Linked DNA regions of Homo sapiens: all the other regions are linked to region 6. The links are chromatin loops, found by intact Hi-C in ENCODE. Cell type or tissue: heart left ventricle. All regions are shown on one strand.

What was found. Hi-C counts contacts between places; a loop is a spot of excess contacts. Peaks named below come from ENCODE experiments on the same cell type or tissue, not always from the same donor. Only the 100,000 strongest peaks of a DNase experiment are listed, where the experiment ranks them.
Region 1: it touches region 6 in a loop (4-fold over the local background); 7 of 110 quality-filtered maps call a loop at or near these places.
Region 2: it touches region 6 in a loop (4-fold over the local background); 6 of 110 quality-filtered maps call a loop at or near these places.
Region 3: a loop joins it to region 6, with 5 times the contacts of the local background. A loop is called at or near these places in 47 of 110 quality-filtered maps.
Region 4: it touches region 6 in a loop (6-fold over the local background); 48 of 110 quality-filtered maps call a loop at or near these places.
Region 5: it touches region 6 in a loop (3-fold over the local background); 11 of 110 quality-filtered maps call a loop at or near these places.

Annotation. Positions count from the first base shown.
Region 1 is chr9:109,778,038-109,782,037 of GRCh38, reverse strand. PALM2AKAP2 (PALM2 and AKAP2 fusion) reads right to left here and starts at 1,840. Exons shown (of 11, transcript NM_007203.5): 1 at 1,505-1,840. The coding sequence starts at 1,549. In heart left ventricle, CTCF peaks have their summits at 1,899 and 2,121; DNase peaks (open chromatin) are centred at 1,076, 1,817 and 2,117; H3K4me3 peaks cover 2,384 bases; H3K27ac peaks cover 2,438 bases.
Region 2 is chr9:109,705,883-109,709,882 of GRCh38, reverse strand. It overlaps a transcript of PALM2AKAP2 not described here. Among named protein-coding and RNA genes, the nearest start is that of PALM2AKAP2-AS1, 64 kb to the left of the region's middle. In heart left ventricle, no CTCF peak of the experiment used is centred here; no DNase peak of the experiment used is centred here; H3K27ac peaks cover 2,146 bases.
Region 3 is chr9:109,585,429-109,589,428 of GRCh38, reverse strand. No RefSeq gene overlaps it. Among named protein-coding and RNA genes, the nearest start is that of MIR3927, 76 kb to the right of the region's middle. In heart left ventricle, no CTCF peak of the experiment used is centred here; no DNase peak of the experiment used is centred here; H3K27ac peaks cover 1,574 bases.
Region 4 is chr9:109,572,805-109,576,804 of GRCh38, reverse strand. No RefSeq gene overlaps it. Among named protein-coding and RNA genes, the nearest start is that of MIR3927, 63 kb to the right of the region's middle. In heart left ventricle, CTCF peaks have their summits at 2,127 and 2,326; no DNase peak of the experiment used is centred here.
Region 5 is chr9:109,816,149-109,820,148 of GRCh38, reverse strand. The region is part of intron 1 of PALM2AKAP2 (PALM2 and AKAP2 fusion); the gene reads right to left. Among named protein-coding and RNA genes, the nearest start is that of PALM2AKAP2, 38 kb to the right of the region's middle. RefSeq lists an enhancer at 2,752-3,951. In heart left ventricle, a CTCF peak has its summit at 2,077 (motif pointing right); no DNase peak of the experiment used is centred here; H3K4me3 peaks cover 226 bases; H3K27ac peaks cover 2,987 bases.
Region 6 is chr9:109,885,579-109,889,578 of GRCh38, reverse strand. The region is part of intron 3 of PALM2AKAP2 (PALM2 and AKAP2 fusion); the gene reads right to left. Among named protein-coding and RNA genes, the nearest start is that of PALM2AKAP2, 110 kb to the right of the region's middle. In heart left ventricle, a CTCF peak has its summit at 1,537 (motif pointing right); a DNase peak (open chromatin) is centred at 3,338; H3K27ac peaks cover 2,966 bases.

The DNA.
Region 1 (4,000 bases), 110 kb after region 6:
AGCCTTCAGCAGCAGCCAATGGGAACAGCCACTGCATCAACAGTTAAAGCAGCCTATTATCCAGTTCACACAAAACACCCACCAGCTACATGGCACCATTAACTCAATATCACCATTCTTATCAAGTTCATGACACACTGGCCATGCTGCCTTGCCACCAACTTTAGAAACCACAAATAACTTCACAAACCATCAAAATACACATGCACAGGGGGAAAGAGAAAGAAGAAAAAAACAACCTTTCTGAGTTCAGAGCACCACGTTCAAAGATTACCTAATAGGCAAACCATGGCATTTCAATATTGCCAGCAAACATCTCTCTCACTTCAGTGGTGAAGTCTCCAAGACATTTCAGATTTGAGGCGTTTGAGAAAGAGGGTCTCAGAGCCTTGGAGACCATGTCAAATGCTTCTAAAAAAGGAAGGGTCTGTGTGCATTTTCCCAATGAAGAATCTGTCCAAAAAGGTTTTGGAAAACGCTTTAATATACTTTGGTTCCAAAACATTACACACTATTTCTCCAACAAATTTATATGTGTTTCCAGAGAACTTCCGAACTGAAAAACACAAATGTATTTAGGTGGAAGAATGTCTGGAGATTCTTTTATGCCAATATGTTAACGGACCTTCTTTTTTAATTGTTACTATTTCATACGGCAGCAGTAATCATTCCCTCATCCTCGAAGGAAATATATAATCCAGCTGTGGTGGCTCCAGTAAAAATACCACATCTGTGGATCATTGGCAACACTGTGTTAAGATTGCTCAAATCTAGGCAGTCTCAGAGAGTTCTTTTTTAAACCCAAGATGCACATGGGTACACTTTTCTGAAAGTGCCTACGAACTTTGCCAAAACTGACTACTCCTTTGTAGGCTGAAAATAGGTTTTCAGATACTCCACACCATAAGAAGGAGGCTCTCATGGAATATTATAACCAGGACCCAGTTGTATGAAGTCCCCAGACCTCCAGGGTGGTGGCTTGTGCCAGTGCCCTTGTCAATATCAAACAGAGAAGGGAAAACTAACATTCCCGGTTTCTGGGAGGAGGTTCTACCGCGTGGCTGGCTGAGTCGCTGACTCCTGGTTTTCCACTTAACAGGAGGACAGCTTCCGCAGAGAGGATGGCAGCCACCGTTCAGGTCACCCTTCTCTTGGTTCTCCAGGCTATGAAGCCAACGTATGCCTGAGCATTCGGTCATAATATTCCTGGAGTCGTCCCCCCACCCCAAGCCTCTGTTTAGTCCTTCCCCAAAGCCCAGCAGCAAGCATCTTTTTTTAAGCCAATCTTCCACATTCAAATCCTCAGTCCAAAGCGCGCCCTTGGGGGTCTCCATCTATAGACATAGAAAAGAAAAGGCAGCCTAGCTGAGCCCTGACAGAGTTTTAGCCCCTGGAACATATGACCTGCGGCTACTGTGCTGGCATGCCGCTTGCCCCGAAACCCTCGGGGGCCCCCTTCCACCCCAGACAATAGAGCAAGAAAATAAAATGAAAGTGGACTTACTGCTATGGCTTGCAGCCTTTCCTTGTGCAATTCCGCCTCTGCCATCCTGGAGAAGGGCACACAGGCAGGGGAAAGAGGAAAGAAAAAACACACGCTGTAGTCACCCAAGGAAACTGATGGGCACCCCGGGGGGCTTTGCTAGAACCCGGGAGAACGCCCAGGGACGGCTGGGGATCCGCTCCAGGGGCGGCGGGCAGAGCTGTGCGCACGGCGGGCTCGCCCGGGCTCAGCCTCTGGCCCCCGCCCTCCCGGCCGCCTGGCTGCGCCCCAGCGCCGCCGCTCACTGCATCTCCCGGTCGCCGCCGCCGCCGGCCGCGCCAGCCGAGGACGTGGGACGCCGGCAGCCGCCGGGAGGGCGCGCTAGCCCGGCGCTAGTTCTCCGCCCTGACGTCTCGGTGCCTCGCTCCGCCCCTGGAGTGTGATGGACCCGAGGCCGCGGTCCAAGGCGGCTCCGAGCGATCGCCGCCGCGGGTCTCCAAGGCGCAGACGGAGGGCGCGCGAGCCAGTGGGCACCTGGGGCGCGGGCGCACGGCGAGCCGCTGGGGCGCACGGCTGGCGTGGCGCGCCCGCGTGGACACGCGCTTGCTGGGGCGGAGGCAGAGCGCAGTGGCGCCTCCACCGGGCAGATGCCAGTGGAGAGGGGCGTCTGACCGAATGTGGGACCCGAGCACGTGCTGTTACGTGGGGGCTGGGGCCACCGAGTGTTCAGGGCACCTTCTGGCTCAAGCCAGACGCTTGAGCTCCACGTGGGGACATTTACAATTTGGGAAGGGCTGCCTTGCCCAAGTGGCCCACATGCTTAAGATGACCAAGTTCTCAATATCAAGTCGGCCGAGGGTAGGGTATATCTCCAGAGAGGCCACCCTTCTGGTGAGGCGATATGTGGCCTTAAAAGAAGCCGAGAGTTTTTAGTCCTGGGTGCTAGACTAGATTTCACAATGTGTTAGCTGTGAAATCTCAGGCAACTCGCTTAATCACTCTGAACCTCAGTTTCCTCATCTGAAAAAATGGAGGATCACATAGGTGTCATTAGAGACGAATGAGAGACAGTATGTAAAGGTGCTTTGTAAAGGGCATCACAGACATCTGCTCTTATTATCCTGTGACATTCTGGATTGAAATCCTTTCAGGGTCTTCTGTTCATTGCATCTGAAAGGAAAAGTAGGATCTACTCACTAAAATATTTCACCTATTCTTTACTAAAACAGGATACCATGTGGTACTAATGTGAGTCTTTTGTGACAGGTCCTGGACTGGATGTAAGAAGTGGATCAGGCCCAGTCCAAAAGGAGATCAATGCCAAAAGCAAAAAAAAATGCCTCTTCACATTGAGGCAGGACCTGCTAGAATTCCCAACATTCATATGCAAACGTTTCTTCATCAAATGAAATAAACACTGAAATAACTAATATGGCCTCTTTAGAGCCATAGGATTTAAAGGCATGTTAAAAGATATACACATCAGGCCAGATGCGGTGGCTCACACCTGTAATCCCAGCACTTTGGGAGGCCAAGGCGGGTGGATCACCTAAGGTCAGGAGTTCGAGACCAGCCTGGCCAACATGGTGAAACCCCTTCTCTACTAAAAATACAAAAAATTAGCCGGGCGTGGTGGCAGGCACCTGTAATCCCAGCTACTTGGGAAGCCGAGGCAGGAGAATCACTGGAACCTGGGAGGCAGAGGTTGCAGTGAGCCGAGATCACATCATTGCACTCCAGCCTGGGCAACAAGAGTGAAACTCTGTCTCAAAAAAAAAAAAAAAAATGCACATCAAATTTTCCCAGATCACCTGTTTCCTGAATAAATGCTTCCATTTCAACTAAATTGCCCTTTCAATTTTCACAGAGGTTCACCTGTCACTGATGAACAATTACTCCTCTGACCAAAGATGGAAGCACTCACCAAAATCGTTTACTGATGGATTGTTTTCCCATCTTTTTCATAACAAGTGTAGGTGGAGCTGATTGTTTAATAAATCCAAGCCAGTGCCAGATTCTACATCCCACTCCAATATATCAGAAACTTCTACTTTCTGGCTAAGCCCATCCTTTTCTTCAAATGCATCCTTTTTTCTTCATTTCCAGCACAAGCCCCAGCAGGACAAGTTATTTAAAGGGGTTTGCTCACAAATAAACAAAGCTGTTATTGCTTCAGCAGAGTGATTGTAGAGAATACTAAGATGAGGAAAATGAGACCAGAGAGGTTGAAAGACTCAGCTACAGTTATAGAGCTGGGATTTAAACTCAGATCACACTCACCAGAGCCCATGCTCTTAACCATTAAGCACCAGGCTTGGCCAATGATATGGAGATAGAAGCAGGCCCCAGGAATAAACAATTGAACCAGAAATGGTCCTTCTACTCCCAGCTATACAGATATTTAAAAGGTATGATTGAGCACAACAGTGTGAATGTACTTACTGTCATCAAACCATATGCTTAAAAGTGGTTGAAATGGTAAATTTTAAGTTTTGTATTTTTAACCGCAATAAATTT
Region 2 (4,000 bases), 180 kb after region 6:
AGGGGTTAGGACTTGCACATATCCTTTTGGGGCCAACATTCAAATCGCTACAGGTTGTATACACCTGAAGGAAGAGCAGCTTTTTTTAACTGTGGATGTGCTTTCCTCTTTAGCACAGGGACCTGTGAGCCAATGAAGCCCTGGTCTCCTTGGTGCATTCCCTGATGCCTGTGTCCATCAGTCTGGGCTTCTGACCCATTCTTTCTATTCATGCTACCAAAGCCTTTAACCCATGCCTGGGCCCCTGACAGCCTCCTCAGCTCCTGCTACCCCTCTGAGGAGTAGAGCCTGGTGAAGTCAACACATGGTCAGGGTCTGAAATTAGGTCTGTTCACAGAGTTGTATGAAGGAAGACTGGCCCTGAGGGCACAGGCTTGACTTGGCAAGAGACGGTAAAAGATAGTGTTGATGGAAAGCCATGGCCTGAACAACAGGCAGTGGCCCAGGTGAGCAAGCAGCATCCAGGGGAGTTGTCCAAAGGGGCTCAAAGCTCATAGCAACAAAGATGGAGTGACAGCCATCTTGACAAAGTCACATGGGAGGCAGGAAGAAGCATACAGAAAGAAGATGCAAGTGTCAGGCATCCAAGCACTAGGCTGGGCCTTACAAGGGGATTTGACAAGATAACTACACAGGGTGTCACAGTCAGGTCCCAAAGTTACAGCCAGATCCAGCAATAAAAGGAACATGCTACAGTGCCCCAGGATGTGGGCTGTGGTCTCTTCAATCTCTCCTGCTAATGGCCAGGATCTGTTTGGATTCCCCCAGTATTCCCATTTGAGAGAAGAGTAGTGCAAGGTAGGAGTCAGGCCAGGCCTCTCTGCTCAGCCCCTTGACAGGCTCAAGTACCACTATAGCTGGCCCCATCCCTGCTGACCAACCCTCTGTGAATTGCCCTTGCATTCCAGGTCTACCCTTAGCAGTTGTGGCCCAGTCCTCTGAATTCTCCTGCACAGCCTTCCTGACGTTCACACCATCCCAGATCTTGTCCTGAGTCTAGGTTTCAACTACCCAATGCTGGCAATGAGAGAGGCAAAGGAGAACTTACAAAGTACATGAGCTATCCCTGGAGGATTTCCAGTGTCGCTAAAGCAGGAAGCAAGCAGAACCTCATGGTAATTTTATTTTTGGATTTTGTGCCACCCATAGAAGTGAGTAAGAATAGACATTCAAAGACTTTCTAAGAATGCTCATGTGCAAAAAGGCTTGCCTGGATTGATTTCAGAAAGCAAACCTAAATTCCATTCCAGGAATTGTACAGCCTCGCAAGTTCCTCAGCTTCTAAATAAAAATCCCTGAGAATCTAATAATAAAGTCTTGGCGGTGCACATGGCTTTGCAGTGTTTATATTTAGCAAACATTTTCCACTCTGAAATGATTTCCTGCCAAAAATATTACATTCCAATAGATTTTGCCATATGATGCTTGATGCTTAATTTATTGTTTCCAAAATCATCATTGTCATAGAATTTGGGGTTTATGATGAAAATATGAAGAGTGAATTCAATATTTTGTCTTTAGTCAGCCTCCAGATTAAGGGTATTGATTGAGGTCCTGCTGTCTATAGTAAGTTGAGCCAGACTAAGAGAAAACAGGACTTACTCTTGTAGCATGTGATGGGCTTGTTTAGAATTAGTAAAAGATGTGGCCAGAGACAAAGGAGGCATTGGATGTGATCAGGAAATACCTTCCTGAGGTCTGATCACCTAAACAGTAGGGAGTCATCATCAGCTGTTGTACAAAGGAATCAACAATACTCTTATGATGAAATATGACAATGATGCCCACAGCGATTTAAAGAAGAAAGATAGTGGAGGGAGGGAGAGGAGTGGGACCTTTTGTTCTGTAAATAATGAGCGAGATGTGGTGTCAGTGAAAATGGAGAAGGGGCCATGAAGATCTTATGGGAAAGGCACTGGGCTTGGCCTGGGTTTGAATCTACAAGCTATTCATTTCAATGAGCCTGTTTCCTCATCTGTGAAATGGGAGCTATTGGTATCGGTGCCACTATGCGATTATGAGATCATTTATTGGATGGCACAAAGTAGTCACTAAATAAGTAAATGCTTACAGAATCTAAAGAAAGATCCTGGAGACTGGGGTGAAAATTATCCTTCCTTGCTGACTGTATCAAACAGGATTCTTAGGAGCAAGCAGAGAAACTGAGCATGGAAGGAAAGGAACTGATCGGAAGGCTATTAATAAACTCACACAATTAGTGGGAAAGTTAAAGAAACAGGCTTGGAAACAGGCAGGACCAGAAGACTAAGTAGCATTTAGTCACAGGCAAAATCAAGCCAAAAGTCAATGTGGTGAGATCACTCCTGCTGAGCACAGTGTGGCCATGCCTTGCACTACCTGGCACTGGACACGGACGCTGTCCCTGGAAACCAAGTTGGCTGTTGTCACTGCTCACCTGCCATCAGAATGGATTTCCCACTGTCCTCACTTCTTTGTATCTGAAGTGTATCTTTGTATTTGAAGTGCCTGACTTCAAAGCTGGGGCAGGGTGGGGGCCTCTAAACTTTAGCAAGCAGGTACCAGCGTTTTCCATTTTATAATGGGAGGCGGCTGATGCACTCCACCAAGACTCATAAATGGTGGTGGTAGGGGGGCAGTTCTCTAAACTTGGAAATGGATTCAAATGCTGGCAGCCAGAAAAATGACACATGTCCACTGCCATCACCAAGTGGAAAGAGAGGCCATGCAGAGAGAGGAGGCTAAGGTTATTTATTGTAAAGATTAAAGCCCAAGGTCAGGGAAACTGTGACTCTGTTTTCAAAACTTGGAGAATAATAAGCTGATTCTTAATAACTTACTGAGATATAAATTTTACATACTCTATAAAGCTCACTCACTTAGTGTACTAGTCAATGGTTTTTAGCATATTAAAATAATTGTGCAACCACCACCATAATCTAAATTTAGAATATTTTTATCACCCAAAATACCCTTAGTAGTCACTTCCCACCCCAGCCCACACTCAGCTCTAGGAAACCACTAATCTAACTTCTGCCTCTCTAGATTTACTTATTCTGGACATTTAAAATAAATGGGATCACACAGTATATAGGTTTTGTGACTTGCTTCTTTCATTTAGCGTGTTTGTTAAGGTGCATCCAGGTTGTAGCATGTATAAATATGTCATTCTTTTCATGGCAAAACAATATTTTATTTATGGACATACCAAATTTTCTTTATCTATTTTTCCATTGACAGACATTTGTGTTGTTTCTACTTTTTTGGCAATTATGGATAATGCTGCTATGAACATTTGTGGACAAGTTTTTGTGTGAACGTATGTTTGCATTTCTCCTGGAAATATATCTAGGTAGTAGAATTCCCAGCTCATATTGTAACTCTATGTTTAGCATTTTGTGAAAGAGTCAAACTTTTTTCCAAAGTGGCTGCACCACTTTATATCCCCACCAGTAATGTATGAGTATTTGGGTTTCTCTACATCCTTACCAATACTTGTTATTATTTGTATCTTTCATAATATCCATTGTAGTGGATATGAGTTATAAATGATTTTTTAAGTTTGACAGTTTGCCATGGTAGTGAATATCAAAAAAATAATCCTGAATTCAGCTAGCTACCATCATCATCATTATTATGAGTATTACTGAGGAATCAAGTTGGTGAATTTAAATGAAATCATTTTTATTTTTCTAAAAAACTGCAATACAGCCTTTTTAGTTCATAATTACATCTTGAACATATCTCATAGCTTTCCAGGCATGTTTTTTGAAAAGGTATTAAAATTTCAAACCAGTTAAATGTTTCTATCTCAAATGTGATTGAAATCTCACCTCTTCCCCTCCCCTTCCCTTCTACACGATTTTGATCCCTTGCTGGGGAGACTTGAAGTTAGAGGCAAGCATGGTTCATTCCTTCTTTTCTTCTCTCCTCCCTTAGTGGGACTTGGGGCAGGGCAGAAGGATTGGGGAATTATAGTGACATAATTGCTGTTCTTAATAGTGGATTCAGTTAATTCAAT
Region 3 (4,000 bases), 300 kb after region 6:
TGCCCTCTCCATTATTCCAGCTCTAGACATTTACTTAATCTCCTGCAGAAAAACAAATAATGGGATCTCCATCAGAGTCAAACGCATAATCAACCCAGGGAATGCAAGCAATGCATAGGCACCTGACAGGCATCAAATGGATCAATAAGCAGAGAGGATAAATGAACAGCTGGCAACTCTTCAGTCCAAGATAAGCATGAAGCTGATTCTCCAGGTTCATTGCCCAAAGCACCTTAAAGAACAGTGAGAGAACTCCTTGCAAGGCAAAAAGAAAGTGGCCCTGCCCTACCCATAGATCACTCCCCCCCTCAAGCCCTGGTGTGTTCTCTTCAGCATTTACATGCTTGTAGAAGAGCCAGGTCAACCTAGATTCAACTAAAATAGTGTTTAAAAACAGTCAGTGCTTGGTCCAGAATATGCTGAGAAAAAAAGCCAAGATCTCGTCTCAGCCCAAACTACCCCTGCCTGCCATGAGAGTGTGCATAGAGGCACAGGAAAATCAGTCCTACTGGGAAGCCTTAGTAATTACCACTGGAACCCACCGGATCCCACAAGCCTGGGAGAAGATGGCTTAATTAAGTGTAATCTCTGACAGTTCTGATTGGGAAATTGAGGACACAGTAACTGGGTGCCTTTTAGGCAACGATCTGTTCCTTTTGTTAAGACACAGCAAGGGTCTCTTCTTTTGCCTACAACAAACAGGAGAGCTGTAATTATGCCATGTCAAACTGCAGCTGGGTGTGCTATTTTGGATCTCATATTTTCCTGGCAAGTTTTACAACCAAAAAGATAAAGTGCCTCCCCACTTGAATGGAGGCTATATTTAAGGTACTTGAAGCACTGTAACACTCTACAGGCCTAACTCCACTTCTCATGGTAAAGAGAGGATAGAAGCCAAAACCTGGCGGTTTATACTGTATGTGTATGCAGAAACCTTGTGTATTAGCTTTCTAGGGCTGCTGTAGAAAACTGTCACAAACACGGTGAGTAAAACACAGAAACTTATTGTCTTACAGTAATAGAGGCTAGAAGTCTGAGATCAAGGTGTCAGTGTGGTTGATTCCTTCTGAAGGCCGTGAGGGAGAATCTGTTCTGTGCCTATCTCCTAGCTCCTGGTTTCTTTCCGGCAATGTGGCGTTCCTTGGTTTGCAGATGTATCATTGCAAACTCTGCCTTTATCTTCACATGGCTCTCCCTGTGGGCATGCCTATCTCTATGTCCAAATATCCCCTTTTTATAAGGACACAGTTATGTTGGATTAAGGCTCACCCTAATGATTTCATTTTAACTTGACCATCTGCAAAGACCTTACTTCCAAATATGGTCCACATTCACAGGTACTGAGAAGTAGGGCTTCAACATCTTTTGTGGGGACATAATTCAACCCATGACACCTTGGTTCTAATGAAATGTTACATAGATGCTCCCTGCTGGAAAAAAGAGAACAGTATAGACAAGGGTAGAGCTTCTCTGGTTGACATGAGGGTATGGAGTGGATGTTCTCAAGCCTCTCCCCGTCCATCCTTTAGGTACCACCTTCCTCCTGCAGTCTCTGAGGTCTCTGCAGAGTGTGGTTCAACTTTCCCTGGTTTTAGAGCAACTAAACAGAGACAGAGAACCTGGATTTATTTATCCTCCTTTTTTTAAATAAGCATGGGTCAAAGATTTATTTAACTCATTAAGAGAGCCAGTAAGAGGTTATAACCAGGTCAAAGGATCATTCCAAGAACACACCTATCTAAGTAACCTGGAATGCTGAAATGAGTCTACAAATAAGTGTAAAACTAGTCAATATCCACAGTGCAACAACCAACTGCATCTCCACTGGACAAAATTCATTTGCATTTCTATGAGTAAGAATCATGTGTATTACTCTCAGTGTTCTACAAATTGCAGAGTTACAAAATAAAACTCCAAGGTAATGCAGATAACCAGGAAGGGTGCCCTAGATAAGACACCCAGTAGTCTTTTTTGCCCACTTCAAAGTCTTTCACAATTTTTCCTAGCAGAATATATGCCTCCCAGGTGCTAAGACTACCGCAGATACCATCAACTACTTAAGGCCTTTATGTCCCTAGGGTATGTGGTGGTCTGCTGGCTGGGGAAGGGTCAACCTCTTTCAAGTTTCAAGAACTATTAGGATGACACCTCTACCCCACCCAACCTATGTTGCTCCCAAGACCCTAACATCAGGGAAACAGAAATTCCTCTGTGGTTACACGGATTCCTCGGCTCCTCCTGGGAGACCAGGATTTCTGGAATTCAGCACCAATCTTTTCTCTCCCACCCTTTGCCCCTGCTGCCAAGCTCCTTCCCTTACACACCTTCTCTCCTCCAGTATACACTTCAGCGATCAGTCCAGTCCTGAACAGGCATCCCCCTGAGGCCACCTCCCTAACTGGAAGTCCATCAGCCTCAAGAGCAACCTTTCTTTTCTTTTCTTTTTTTTTTTTTTGTCCTCTCTGTTGTGCCTCCTTACGACTTTTAGCCTTCAAGCTGAAAGCTGAGACCCAGAGACCTGAATTTTTCTCTTAGTGGCTGTGTGACCAAAGCTTCAGTTTCTATCATCCTAAGCTCTGAGTGTAAATGTGAGCACAGCCAATGCTGCAGTCTTCCATCCAGATCCTTTCCAGGACCTAGGACTGAGGACCTAGGACTGGGGCACTCACTCCACTAGCCCTGGAAACTGCCCTCTGCCAAAGGGGGCTACTCATCCAAGGTTACCACCCCTCTCTGGGAGCAGCACACATGCAGTGACTGGTCCAGGTAGTGTAGAAAGTCCAGCCCTCTTGCCTCAACTTGGGACATCTCTGAATGGCCACTCCAGCTTCAGAGGTCCCCATGGCATCAGCTGAGGTGTCTGTTGCTACTACACACAGTTCAACTTCTCCTTCTGTCCAGTCCTGCCTCTTTCACTCCTTCTCAGGTGTGTTCCCAAGGGCTCTATCCAATAAATGCATTTCTTACACACAAGCCTTAGAGTCTGAGTCTCTTTTCTTGGAAACATGATCCTGAAACAAAGAGGTAAGCATGTAATAAGGGCTCAAATATGCCACTAACAAGTTCTGTGAACTTCATTGAGTCACTTCTCTCTGGCCTCAGTTTTCTGAACTCTATAGTGAGGTTATCAGCCCAAAATAGTCACTAATATCCTTTTGAGCACCAACATTCTAACAGTTTCTAAATCTACATAGTAGAGAGCTGGGCATAGGCTTGGAAGACAGACACCAGCCACATCACTGCCCAGGCTTCCGCAATACGTGATTCTATGCTGATACAGTTCTCAGAAAAAAGTGGAATGGTAGGGCGTGGGGGTGGTTTGTTTTCTGCTATGCTCCAATAGAGATTCCACATGGCAAGGTGGGAGGGGGACCTTCCCTGAGCACGGTAAGAAAACCTGAGATTGTTTTCCTTCCACATGCTGCCAGGCTCCTGAAACTGATATCCCTGGGAAAGGCTGGCATCTTATAGAGTTACATTCTCCCATAAGCCAGCGTCATCCTTAGCCAGGCCCTCCACATTGCAGATAAGAATTGGGATCTTGTCGATCAGCACCACGGCTGCAGACACACTGGGGAGGGAGTTTTAGTTGCTTTGGGGTCACTGCTTCTTGCTCAGCAGTGCCCAGAAGCAGAAGCACATGGTTCTCCATCCCCTAACAAAGGTACAGTATGGTACCCAAAACTGACATTTCTCATTCCCTGTTTAAGATTAAGAGGGACTTCAGGAAACTTACAGTGCCCATAAACACTAATAGATCAGTGCTATACACACACACACACACACACACACACACACACTCTCACACTCACACACTCAAGGAAATACAAAAAATTTAAGGTTACATACAGCTGCTGATTAGTTGTAAGAATCTGGATAACACAAATGTTCCAAGGCTCAGCTTATTCTTGTTTTTTTTTTTTTTACCTTTTTGAGACAGGGTCACGCCCTGTGCCCCAAGCAAGAGTGCAATGGTATGATCATAGTTCACTGCAACCTC
Region 4 (4,000 bases), 310 kb after region 6:
ATTTTATTATCCCAAATACACAGTTGAAAATCTAAAGGGCCACATCATGCTACAGGGTCACACAGTCAATGACAGAGAAGCAAGCAGAAGTCCCTTCACTGTTCTTAAAAAATTAGGCTGGGCATGGTGGCTCATGCCTCTAATTTCAGCACTTTGGGAGGCCGAGGAGGGTGGATCAGTTGAGGTCAGGAGTTCAAGATCAGCCTGGCCAACATGGTGAAACCCTATCTCTACTAAAAATACAAAAAAATAGCTGGGCGTGGTTGTGCATGCCTGTAATCCCAGCTACTAGGGAGGCTGAGGCCAGAGACTCGCTTGAACCCAGAAGATGAAGGTTGCAGTGACCCGAGATTGCACCACTGCACTCCAGCCTGGGCTGCAGAGTAAAACTCTGTCTCAAAAAAAAAAAATTAAAGGGCATCTTACTTTAAGAATTTGGTGATTTTCTCTTTAATTTATTATCAACGGGGTATGACAGGCTGGGCACAGTGGCTCACATCTGTAATCCCAGCCCTTTGGAAGGTTGAGGCAGGAGGATTGCTTGAGCCCAAGAGTTTGAGACCACCCTGGACAACACAGCAAGACCCCATCTCTACACAAATAAAAAAATTAACTGGGCATAGTGGCACACGCCTGTAGTCCCAGGTACTCGGGAAGCTGAGGCAGGAGGATACTTGAGCCTAGGAGTTTCAGGCTGCAGTGAGCTATGATCATGCCACTGAATACCAGTCTGGGTGACAGAGGAAGACCCTGTCTCAAACAAACAAAAAGAGTATGGTTAATCAATAACAAGTGTTGGCAAGGATATGGAGTAATTGGAACCCTCAGACATCACTGGTAGGAATGTAGAATGGTGCAGCCTTTGTGGAAGACAGTCTGGCAGTTCCTCAAAAAGCTAAACATAGGACCCAGCAATTCCACTATTAAATATATACTGAAGAGAACTAAAAACATATGCTTACAATAACTTGCATATGAACATTCGTAGCAGCTAAAAATGGAAACAACCCAAGTGTCCATCAACTGACGGAGAGACAAACAAAATGTGGTATATCTATACAATGGAATATTATTCAGACACAAAAAGGGGTGCAGCACTGATACATGCTACAACATGGATAAACTTTGAAAACACTGAACTCAGTGAAAGAAGCCAAACACAAAAAGGTCACATATTGTATTATTGCATTTATATGAAATGTCTGGAATGCGGAAATCTTTAAAAATAGAAAGTAGATCAATAATTGTTAAAGGCTTCAGGAGGGAGAATGGAGAGTTGCTGCTAATGAGTATGGGATTTCTTCTGGGGACTGTATTAGTCAGGTCTATCTAGAGAAACAGAACTAACAGAAGACAGATGATTGATTGATTGATAGAGATAGATAGGTAGATAGATAGATAGAGCAATTTATTATGTGAACTGGCTCATGCAATTATGGAGGCTGAGAAATCCCATAATATGCTGTCTGCAAGCTGGAGAACTGAGAAAGCCAGTGGTGTAATTATCCTAATTCTGAAGGCCTGAGAACCAGGAACTCAAACATCTAAGACCAGAAGATGGATATCCCAGCTCAAAAAGAGGGATGATAAAATATTCCGCAATTAGATAGCGGTGGTGGTTGCACAGCCTCGTAGTTATTCTGAAAATGTCGAAATTGCACATTATTGTTTGTGAATCATATCTCAATTTTTTAATGGTATGGCAAATCAATAATTCTGTATCACTCCTCTATATCCCAACAGAAAATTCCCTGGAAGCAACACAAAAGAGTGTAGACTTTGGGAAAAGATGGAGCATTTTTAAATTCTTCCCTTCCACTATGACCTCCAGAACCTGAGCATTTTATTTAACTTCTCTAAGCATCAGCTTTCTTACCTGTAAAATGAAGGCAAGATTACCTATCTTATAAAGTTGTTGTGAGGATTAAATGAAACCATCTAAGTAAAACAGCTAGTCCTCTACCACACATTTAATAGGTATGAATAAATGACTGCTCTTATCATTATGCTTTTATTATTACTATAATTATTTTCACATATTTCTGATCTTTCATATCTAATAACTTTAGTAATATTTTTATTTGACACTTCTAATCACAGAGGTATCAAATTTTCTTTTCTGTGAACATAATCTTGATGAATTCTTAGAAAATATGGCTTAAAGGAAAATCTATTTTTAGCACACTGAGACATCTACTGTGCCCCCTCCATGGAATAAATAATAATTAACAAAGCAGCTGCGGGGAAAAAAGCACATCCCATGAATTTATTCAATGCATTATGAATAGCAATAGAATTGTTTGCCCATTGCACCCCCTTGTGAGAGCTCAAGGTAACTACCTTTATTCAAGAGAGTAGGTGGTTTTGAGCCTTGCAATTCAAAGTTTGGTCCTTAGTTCAGCAGTATGGGCATCACATAAATGATTGTTAGAAACTTATTTACTTATTTTTCTCTCTTTAATTTTAGGTTATTTTAGGGTCAGGGGGTACATGTGCAGGTTTGTTACATTGGCAAATTGTGTGTTGCAGGGATTTGGTGTACAGATTATTGCATCACCCAGCTAATAAGCATGGTATCTGATAGGCAGTTTTTCATTCCTTACCCCCCTCCCACCTTCCATTCTCAAATAGGTCCCAGTGTCTATTGTTCCCTTCCTTGTGTCTACGTGTACTCAATGGTTAGCTCCCATTTATAATGAGAACATGTGGCATTTGGTTTTCTGTTCCTGTGTTAATTCACTTAGGGTAATGGCCTCCAGCTCCATCCATGTTGCTGCAAAGGACATGATCTCATTCTCTTTTATGGCTGCATCATATTCCATGGTGTATATGTACAACATTTTCTTTATTCAGTTCACCATTGATGGGCGTTTAGGTTGATTCCATGTCTTTGCTATTGTGAATATTGCTGCAATGCACATACATACGCATGTATGTGTCTTTATGATAGAATGATTTTTATTCCTTTGGGTATATACCCAGTAATGAGATTGCTGGGTCAAATAGTAGTTCTGTTTTAAGTACTTTCAGAAATATCCAAACTGCTTTCCACAGTGACTGAACTAATTTACACTCCCACCAGCAGTGTGTAAGCATTCCCTTTTCTCCACAACCTCTCCAGCATCTGTTACTTTTTGACTTTTTAATAAATAGCCATTCTGACTGCTGTGAGATGGTATCTCATGGTGGTTTTGACTTGCATTTCTCTGATGGTTAGTGATGTTGAGCATTTTATCATATGCTTGTTGGCCATGTGTATGTCTTCTTTTGAGAAGTGTCTGTTCACATCCTTTGCCCATTTTTTAATAGAGTTGTTTGCTTTTGCTTGTTAATTTGTTTAAGTTCCTCACAGATTTTGGACATTAGACCTTTGTTGGATGCATAATTTGCAAATATTTTCTCCCATTCTGTAGGTTGTCTGTTTACCCTGTTGATAGACTTTTGTTTGTGTTTGTGGTGCAGGAGCTCTTTAGTTCAGTTAGATCCCATTTGTCAATTTCTGGTTTTGTTGCGATTGCTTTTGGCATCTCCGTCATGAAATCTTTGCCAGGGCCTACGTCCAAAATGATATTTCTTAGGTTTTCTTCTAGGGTTTTTATGGTTTTGGGTTTTACATTTGTCTTTAATCCATCTTGAATTAATTTTTGTATATGTTGTAAGGAAGAGGTCAAGTTTCAACCTTCTGCATATGGTTGGCCAGTTATCCCAGCACCATTTATGAATAAGGATTCCTTTCCTTGTTGCTTGTTTTGTCAAGTTTGTTGAATATCAGATAGTTGTAGGTGTACAGTCTTATTTCTGGGTTCTGTATTCTGTTCCATTGGTCTATGTGTCTGTTTTTGTACCAATACCATGCTGTTTTGGTTACTGTAACCCTGTAGTAGAGTTCAAAGTTGGGTAGTGTGATGCCTCCAGCTTTGTTCTTTTTGCTTATTATTGCCTTGGCTATTTGGGCTCTTTTTTGGTTCCCTATGAATTTCAAAATAGTTTTTTCTAGTTT
Region 5 (4,000 bases), 69 kb after region 6:
ATCCAATTTTGATATTCAAATTCTAATAATACAGAAAAGACCATTGTTCCTTTTCCTCACCTCCTTTACATAAGGTATGTGTAAGTCTATTTTCTTCATGTCAGTACATACTGATCTATTTTACTACTTGTAACTGCTGCATCATATTCCATACTCCGAACATATCATATTTAACCATTTTCCTGTTTTCCTATTGAATTGTTCCCAATTTTTCATGATTATAAACACCTTCTGGTCCTTGTTTCTTTGTGCTCATGCTCTCACTTCAATTTTAACATTTTAAAAAGCTTATTTTATGATGAGTGGTGATCTCACAATGCCAAACAGATCATGACAGTTTATTTCAACTCAGGGTGGCTGATCTTTGTATATGCAGTGCTATGGAGAAAGGAAAAAGAGCTTAATACATATAATACACACACACACACACACACACACACACATACACACACACACATAATTAGGCCTTTATTTACGTGTGTGTGTGTTCAAACCCTTGGCAGAGCTCAATGATGTATGCAGAAGGAGCAGCCACTGAAATGTGTGTTGTCTTGCATCCTGTGCTTCTGGGGGGCCACTCTGTCCATGATAAGGTAAAAGAAAATGATAAGGTAAAAGACATAAATGGACATATAAGATCATATTGGCCACGTCAAAATCTCATTCCCTAACCTGAGAACCTAGAAAAGAGTTATTGCTCTTCCCAGGTCTCCCTGCCACATAAGCAGCTAATGAGGCATTATAGAAACTTGGCAAGTCCTTCCGGAATCAATTTGGGTCTTTCAACTTTGTTGCTCGCCCCCTATCTTCATTTCTCATCTGGATTACACGAATGTAAAAGCCTTTGTGAAATTTCCTTTAAGATGAATTTTTAAATGTATTCTATGTCTTGAATAAATTTAGTTATGATTGAATAACTCAGAATTAAACTATGTTGGATAGAATATTACAACCCAATGTCAATTTGCCATCACCTATATTGCTCTAAAATAATTTTTCTTATAAGATGCTCTGCAGGAGTTTTCACCTGTGGGGGAAGGAGTCAAATATTTCAGCATTACTAATTCATCTGTTCGCCTCTCACTTCTAAAGCAAAATGTATTTTTTCTCAAATTGGGACTCTGCAAAGGATTTTTTTCCAATGGAAAGATGCCTTCGTGTCATTCTTAGTTTCTCCTTTTGACTGGTTACAAAAATGAACTTGTAACCTACATGGTCATTTCTATGGCAACTGGATGTTCCAAGTGAAATACTGAATTTGGAGTTCTCTGAAGAACTAGAAAGAAGAGAGTCTGTGCCACAGACAACATAAAAGCTCAAGTTTTAATGATATTACCAGGCCTGTCAATGTAGGTGTTCACTGGTACCTAAGTCTTATTTCGAAAGTACAGTGAAATAAAGTGTCAAAACCATGCCAGGCACGCCCGTAGTCCCAACTACTCAAGAGAAACCCTTAATCCCAGGAGTTTGAGTTCAGCCTGGGCAACACAGTGAGACTCCATCTCTAAAAATAAAAAGTATACATGGCTTAGCATTTTTGAGGTTTTTCCTTAAAAAGCAAATTTAGCAGGTAGTATGTTTAATGAAAAGTTTTTATGTTTTTTACCTTCTTATCAATACAGATACAGAAGCATCATAAAACCAATGTTTAGCTAAATGAATTTTTATAAGGCAAACACCTTTGTAATCACCACCCAGTTAAAAATAAATAGAAATTGCTAGCCACTTCCAGAAGCCTCTCCATGTGCCCCACGCCAATTTTAATCCCTCTTCTTCCACTCAAAAATAACCACAGCTTCAGTTTCCATGTTATTGATACCCATAGCTCCTATGTTTATAAGATGCTATGATTCAGTCATTTTTTTCACCATTAAAAGATTATTTGTATTCAAGGGCTGACTTGTCAAAAAAAAAGAGATTGTGTAGCAAGTACATTTTTCGAAAGGCTTATTTATACCTTTTCTGTTTCGCTGCTACCCAGATATAATAAATACATTCATTAGCGTACACTATTTTTAAATACCTTGCCTCATTCCAAAAATATGTGCGGGGTTGAACACATGCTAAGAAATTCCCTCCACTAGGAGGCGCTACATCCCTTATGTCCTCAGACAGCTGGGAAGACTGCGCTTAATGTAACTCAGTTATCAGCGCATTTCTATGAATGAAGTCACAGAGGAACATGTGGGAGATCCACTTAACGACTTCTTTACCTTGCTGCATATCACAAAAAGGCTCACTGGTTGCCAGAAGTCCTGGTGAGTGGCAGGTTCCAAGAGTGAACTGATATTTCAACAACTACTTTTCCACTAACAACCTAAATCCATGAAATTGAGGGAGGGGGCCAGGAACATTTGGAACAAAGGGGCCCTGTTTCCAAGCGTAAATAAAATACAGCTGGTTTACAGCTGTGCTACCTTCCTCGCTGCAAGTCAAGTCATAAAACAGAATGAAACTTTCAGTAGTCACCGCTGTGAGGTTAGGGAATTCTGAGCATCCCTCTGGGCTCTAAGGTGACCAACTATTTGCTTTCTGAATTTCGTTTTTCAACCCATAGACACTGTATGGCTCATCAGAGAGGCAGATTTCCACTGCAAATTTACACAAGCCTAGACTGTCTATTTTTACACAATTGTTTGTTGTTTGCTTTTGTTTTTCAGATCAAAAAAATCTGAGGAATAGAGCTATGAAGACATCTGAACTCTAATTATAGGGGTTTGAATTTTTTAGATTAGACGTGCTACCCTTGTGACTCACAGTGATGTGCATTTCCCTGGTCTGATCATTAGCATACCAGGCAGGCTCAGATGCCCAGCATGTATCACAGATAGTAGGACATCATGCATATGCATGGGAAACTCCTAGCTCAAAATTGGCCTCTGATCAGACCAAAAGGCCAGTAACTGTGTCCAAGTAGCAACTCAACATCCACAAAGTGCCAACTGGAATGTTTTCCCATTTTAAGTGGGCACGGCAATCTAGACATTAACCAATAGACTTATAAGAATAGCTTGTATTGATTAAAGAAGCTTTATAATACATATTTTATTCCTATCATTTTATGTGCCTAAGATTTATTCCTTAAAATACTGATTCACTGATTTAGAAAACTCGGTAGGGGTAAATAAATCTGGTTGAATAAAGTTGAAAATAGACTACATCCTATAGTTTTTAAAAAAATATTAGAAGAGTATTTGTACCGCCTCCAGACAAACTGGTAGTTGTCCGTTGCATTTCAGACTCAATGAATATGGGCTCTTAAGCCAGATGGCATTAGGATCAGGAAGTGGGTTTGGCACTTTTCTTTCTCCTTCATGTCATTTCCAGACCATGACTCCTCTGCCCTCATGGAAAAAGTCTCATCTGTTCCCTTGTTCCCTCTCTCCTTAACTCTGTCCCCAGCTGATCTTCTGGTCACTTCCGTACATCCACTGATGACTTCATTCCTTGGCTCACAGGAGCTATATGAAATCCCACCATCATCCGGGGTGACTTCAGTGTTTGTGTTCATGACTCATTCAACCCTATTCCCACAGTTTCCTGAAAACCTCAACTCTGATGACCTTGATCTTCACTCTCCTCAACGATCTGCACTCAGGGCTGAAATCTGGCCTCATCACTAAATGTGGAACTGTTTAGGTGCAGCGGCCCAGACTCCAACCACAGCCTCGCCTCTTTCCCTGTCTCTCACTGGCTTGTCCTCACACCTCTGCTCTTGGGTCTTTTCAAATCTTCTAATCTCCAGCTTCCTCTATCTTATCCCAGTCCATCATAGCCCTCCTGTCTTCATTTTTATGTCTTTTCGCCTAAGATCATGTGAACAATCCATTCCAATCACTGCACTGTCTTCCTATATCCTCAACAATCTTGCCTCCTCGTCCTTTGGCTACATCCAGGTATCTGGCAAAAATCCCAAATGAGAGCTAAGCACAGTCTCATTTCCCAAGATCAAACACCTACATAAGGTGCCCTGGAGTGTAGGAGAACGACACTACAAATC
Region 6 (4,000 bases):
TTCAGTCAGTGAAGAGGGCTTTTTCTGTGTGGTCCTTGGAGGATAGGGCAGGGACCAGAGAGAGGGTAGGAGCTGCAGGGAACAAAACTTTCATCCCAAAGGAGGATCCTCTGTAATAATTAGAGTTGTTCCAGTATATACTTGGGTTTTATTTTGCAAGTAAATGAGTTTCCTGTCACTTTCAGGCTTTGGGGAGAGACTGTTTTTTCACTCCCACTCATTACGTTCATTGCAAATTCAAGAATCAGATAGGAGTTGATCCGCATAACATGTCAGTTATGCATACTCTAAGATTCCATGGTTTTATGAACTGTCATAAAATTATTGCCTTTGCAAAAGCAGCACAATACTGAATGCAAAAACCAAAAAAGCAACTATTTCTTTTTAACTCTGAACAGACTTTCATGGCTCAGTGCATAAGAGAAGCCTTTTATTTTCAAGTAACTGAAACACTTTGTCATTTTGCACTGAGAATCACTAATGTTATCTTCATAAATCTTTTTAGGGTTCTGTATTCTGGAACTACTCGGTGGTGAGATTCTCATCTTAGTATCAATACACATAATGCCAGGCTTTTGAGCAGTAGTTCTCAACTTGGAGAGATTTTGTCCCCCAAGGCAACATTCAGCAATGTCTGGAGACATGTTTTATTATCATGACTGGGAAAGGGCAATGGTGCCCCTGGAAGCCACTAGGTAGAGGCCAGGGATGCTACTAAACATCTTGCAATACTCAAGACAGCCACTCACAACAAATAACTATCCAGCCCTAAATGTCAATAGCACAGCTGTTAAGAAACTCTGCTGTAGGGGGATGGAAGAAACAACAATAAGAACAGCACTATTCTTTTTTTTTTTTTTTTTTTTTGGAGGCAAAATTTTGCTCTTGATGCCCAGGCTGGAGTGCAATGGTGCGATCTCGGCTCACTGCAACCTCCGCCTCCTGGGTTCAAGTGATTTTCCTGCCTCAGCCTCCTGAGTAGCTGGGATTACAAGCGCCTGCAACCACGCCTGGCTAATTTTTTGTATTTTTAGTAGAGAAGAGGTTTCACCATGTTGGCCAGGCTGGTCTCGGACTCCTGACCTCAGGTGATCCATCTGTCTCAGCCTCCCAAAGTGCTGGGATTACAGGCATGAGCCACAGTGCCCAGCCAACAGCACTATTCTTACTGACAACCTGCTGTTCTTGGCACTTCACAAACACACCTGACCTCTACACATTACAACAGCACTGCAAGGTGGGTATAGTTTTCCCCAATGTACAGGCGAGGACACTTAAGTCCAGAGAGTTTACATGGCTTGTCCAAGATCAAACAACTTGTAAATACAGAACTAGGACTCCAGCCAAGTTTGGTCAAGCTCTGAGGTCCGGCTTTCTAGTGAGTTTGCTATGCTGGAGCCCTTTTCAGAAGCACACACTGTTTCCCGCAGAGGTTTAGACTGTACACAGGCTAGAAAGTGCAATCAGGAACAAAGGGCTTCCAAAAGAGACAGAAAGGAGCCAAGCCCAAAATGAAACCTGCACTTCATGAAAGAACCTGAAGGGGGCAGTCTCACCATCATGATGACCACCCACAATAGGCTGAAGACCGGCACCTCCAGAGTCATGGTGCGTCTGATGCACCGCCTTCTGAAGAAGCATGTGTGGAGGTTGAGGAGGGAGAATCACATTACCTGTCCCTCCTCCTACATCACGAGGTGCACGTTAGTGTAATTTCACTCAATATCAGAGGTCTCAAAAAAATTTAGCTTAAAATAACAACTTCTGTTGGGATTTTTGAGAACATGCTTTAGAATTAGGCAGAGTTGAGTTCAAATACTTGCTCTTTCACTTTTTTAAAATTATTTTTCATTCATCTTGTATGTCCTTCCATTGAATTTTTTTAGGGGGGGGCAGCAAGTTACTTCACCTCCTGTGCTTCTCTTCTCTCTTCATCATCATCATCATCATCACTACCTCATGGGAGTATTACAAGGCTTAAATTAGAAAATTAATGAATTAAATGGAGGCAGAAAAGCTAGGCCGCTACCCAGAAGGGAGTGACAAAACAGGAAATATTACACAATATAGAGACACTACTATATAGTTTACTGTATACATAGCATATATAGTTTTATTTTGGAAGGAAACAAAAGAATGGAAACAATAATTGGGCTGCAAATGTGGCTGAACGTGGGGTGGGGACCCCGGCTGGAAGTGCACAGATGTGGAATGCCACTGTGGAGTGTTCCCCTCCCTGCTCAAAAGAACAGTGAATCATGGAGTTAAAAATAGCAAATGTGAAGAACACAATGAATCTCAAGCAAGTGTCCTTTGTGATTTCAATGAATGTTTCAGTGGTTGCCTTTTCTAGAACAGTTGTAAGTAACTGTCATCTTCTTGGTTGCCAAACCCCACAACATAACATACAGATGCTTAATAAGATACATATGCTTATGCCTAATGTCTCTACGCCTTTGGCTTTGAGCCTCCTAACAATATGGAAAATTAAGTGAATTCTGGTATTTACCAGAGACCCACACAGGTACTCAGAGAATCACAGGTCCAATGTGGAAATGAAAAGTACACTTCTATCCTGATTTTTTAAAAGCTGCTTGGCTCTCTCTAGGTTAGCAGTTGAGACTTCAATATTTTATTCAATGAATATTTGATGTGACATATTTTAGAACAGACAGCTGTTCTGATGAATTAGTCATCTCTGTGATGAATCAGTTACTTATACCTAGCCTTTAGTTTTTTGAGAACTCAACCTCTTTCCTCCACTCTGACCCGTTTCCAAAACCACTTCCTTCTATAACAGTAACATTTCTCGGAACAGGTACACTGTTGAGAAAAGAGATCTCTAACCAACTCCTCAAATTAGAGAAACTCAGAATACCAGAGCTGGAAGATCCCGAGAGATGGCTCACTGAAGATATGAGGAAACTGAGACTGAAGAGAGCAAAAGACTTGCCCAAGGTCACACAGCAAATGATCAGCAGAGCTAGAATTAACATCCTGGCTTTGTGACAGCTCATCCCATTTTCATTTAATACTCCATGAAGTTTCTCATCTTCACTGGGGTTGGTCTGCCCCCAACTGATAAGGTTGGGAGATAAATTTTCCCCATATTTCTCACTAATCAAAGGAAGTTAAAAACCCTGTATTTCAAACACTTTAGTAAAACCCAGTGAAATGAAAGAGAATCTTAAGTGGGAAAGTGACAAGGTAAACAACAAGACTTGATGCTTGGGGCAGACATGAAGTAAACAGGGCTAGTGTGGCTCGAACTACCTACAATCTCCGAAAGTATCAACCCGAGGTCCACATGTGGCCTCCAGGGACCCACCACACACAATAATGGCACGGACAATGGCTGGCAATGGGCCCAAGCCAGAAACAATCTCTTGGGCTTTCTCAATACGTCACTCCAAAAAGAAGCAAAGCATACAGAAGATGTGGACATTCAAAAAATTCAAAAAAGGAAACGTCTACAGATTTTGCTTTCAACAATTCCAATCTTATTTAGCCTATTTTAATTCTGGTTTCCAGGGAGCCAAAAATATAATCCTGACATTACCCAGGGAAAAGCTGTGCAAAAGAATGACAATCTATTTCTCCACTGTGGCAGCCGGGTTTTCCTCTTCCTTTGCAGCTGCTTTGGTGTCACCCCTTCAAGACCACATTACTTTGAATTTTAGCAAGAAATCTTGGAAGAATGGTAGAATTTTCTGGCCTTTGGTAAAGCACACAGTTTTCCTGACCTGGATCATCTTTAGCCTGGTAAACCAAGGCTGTTTCTAATCCACTTCAAATGAAAGCTTAGCTCTACTGTGGGGCCTATGGAGGAGAGACTTCAGCTCTAAGCCAGAGCTACTCTCACCTACAGGAATCCCCAAAGCAGGTTTCACATATCCTTGGGTCAAAGTAGGAAGGCTCAGAAACAGTCTGAATCAAGGGTTGGGTTGTCCTTTATCCTTGTGTGTGAAGCCAGTTTTCTTATAAACATGATTTACTTCCC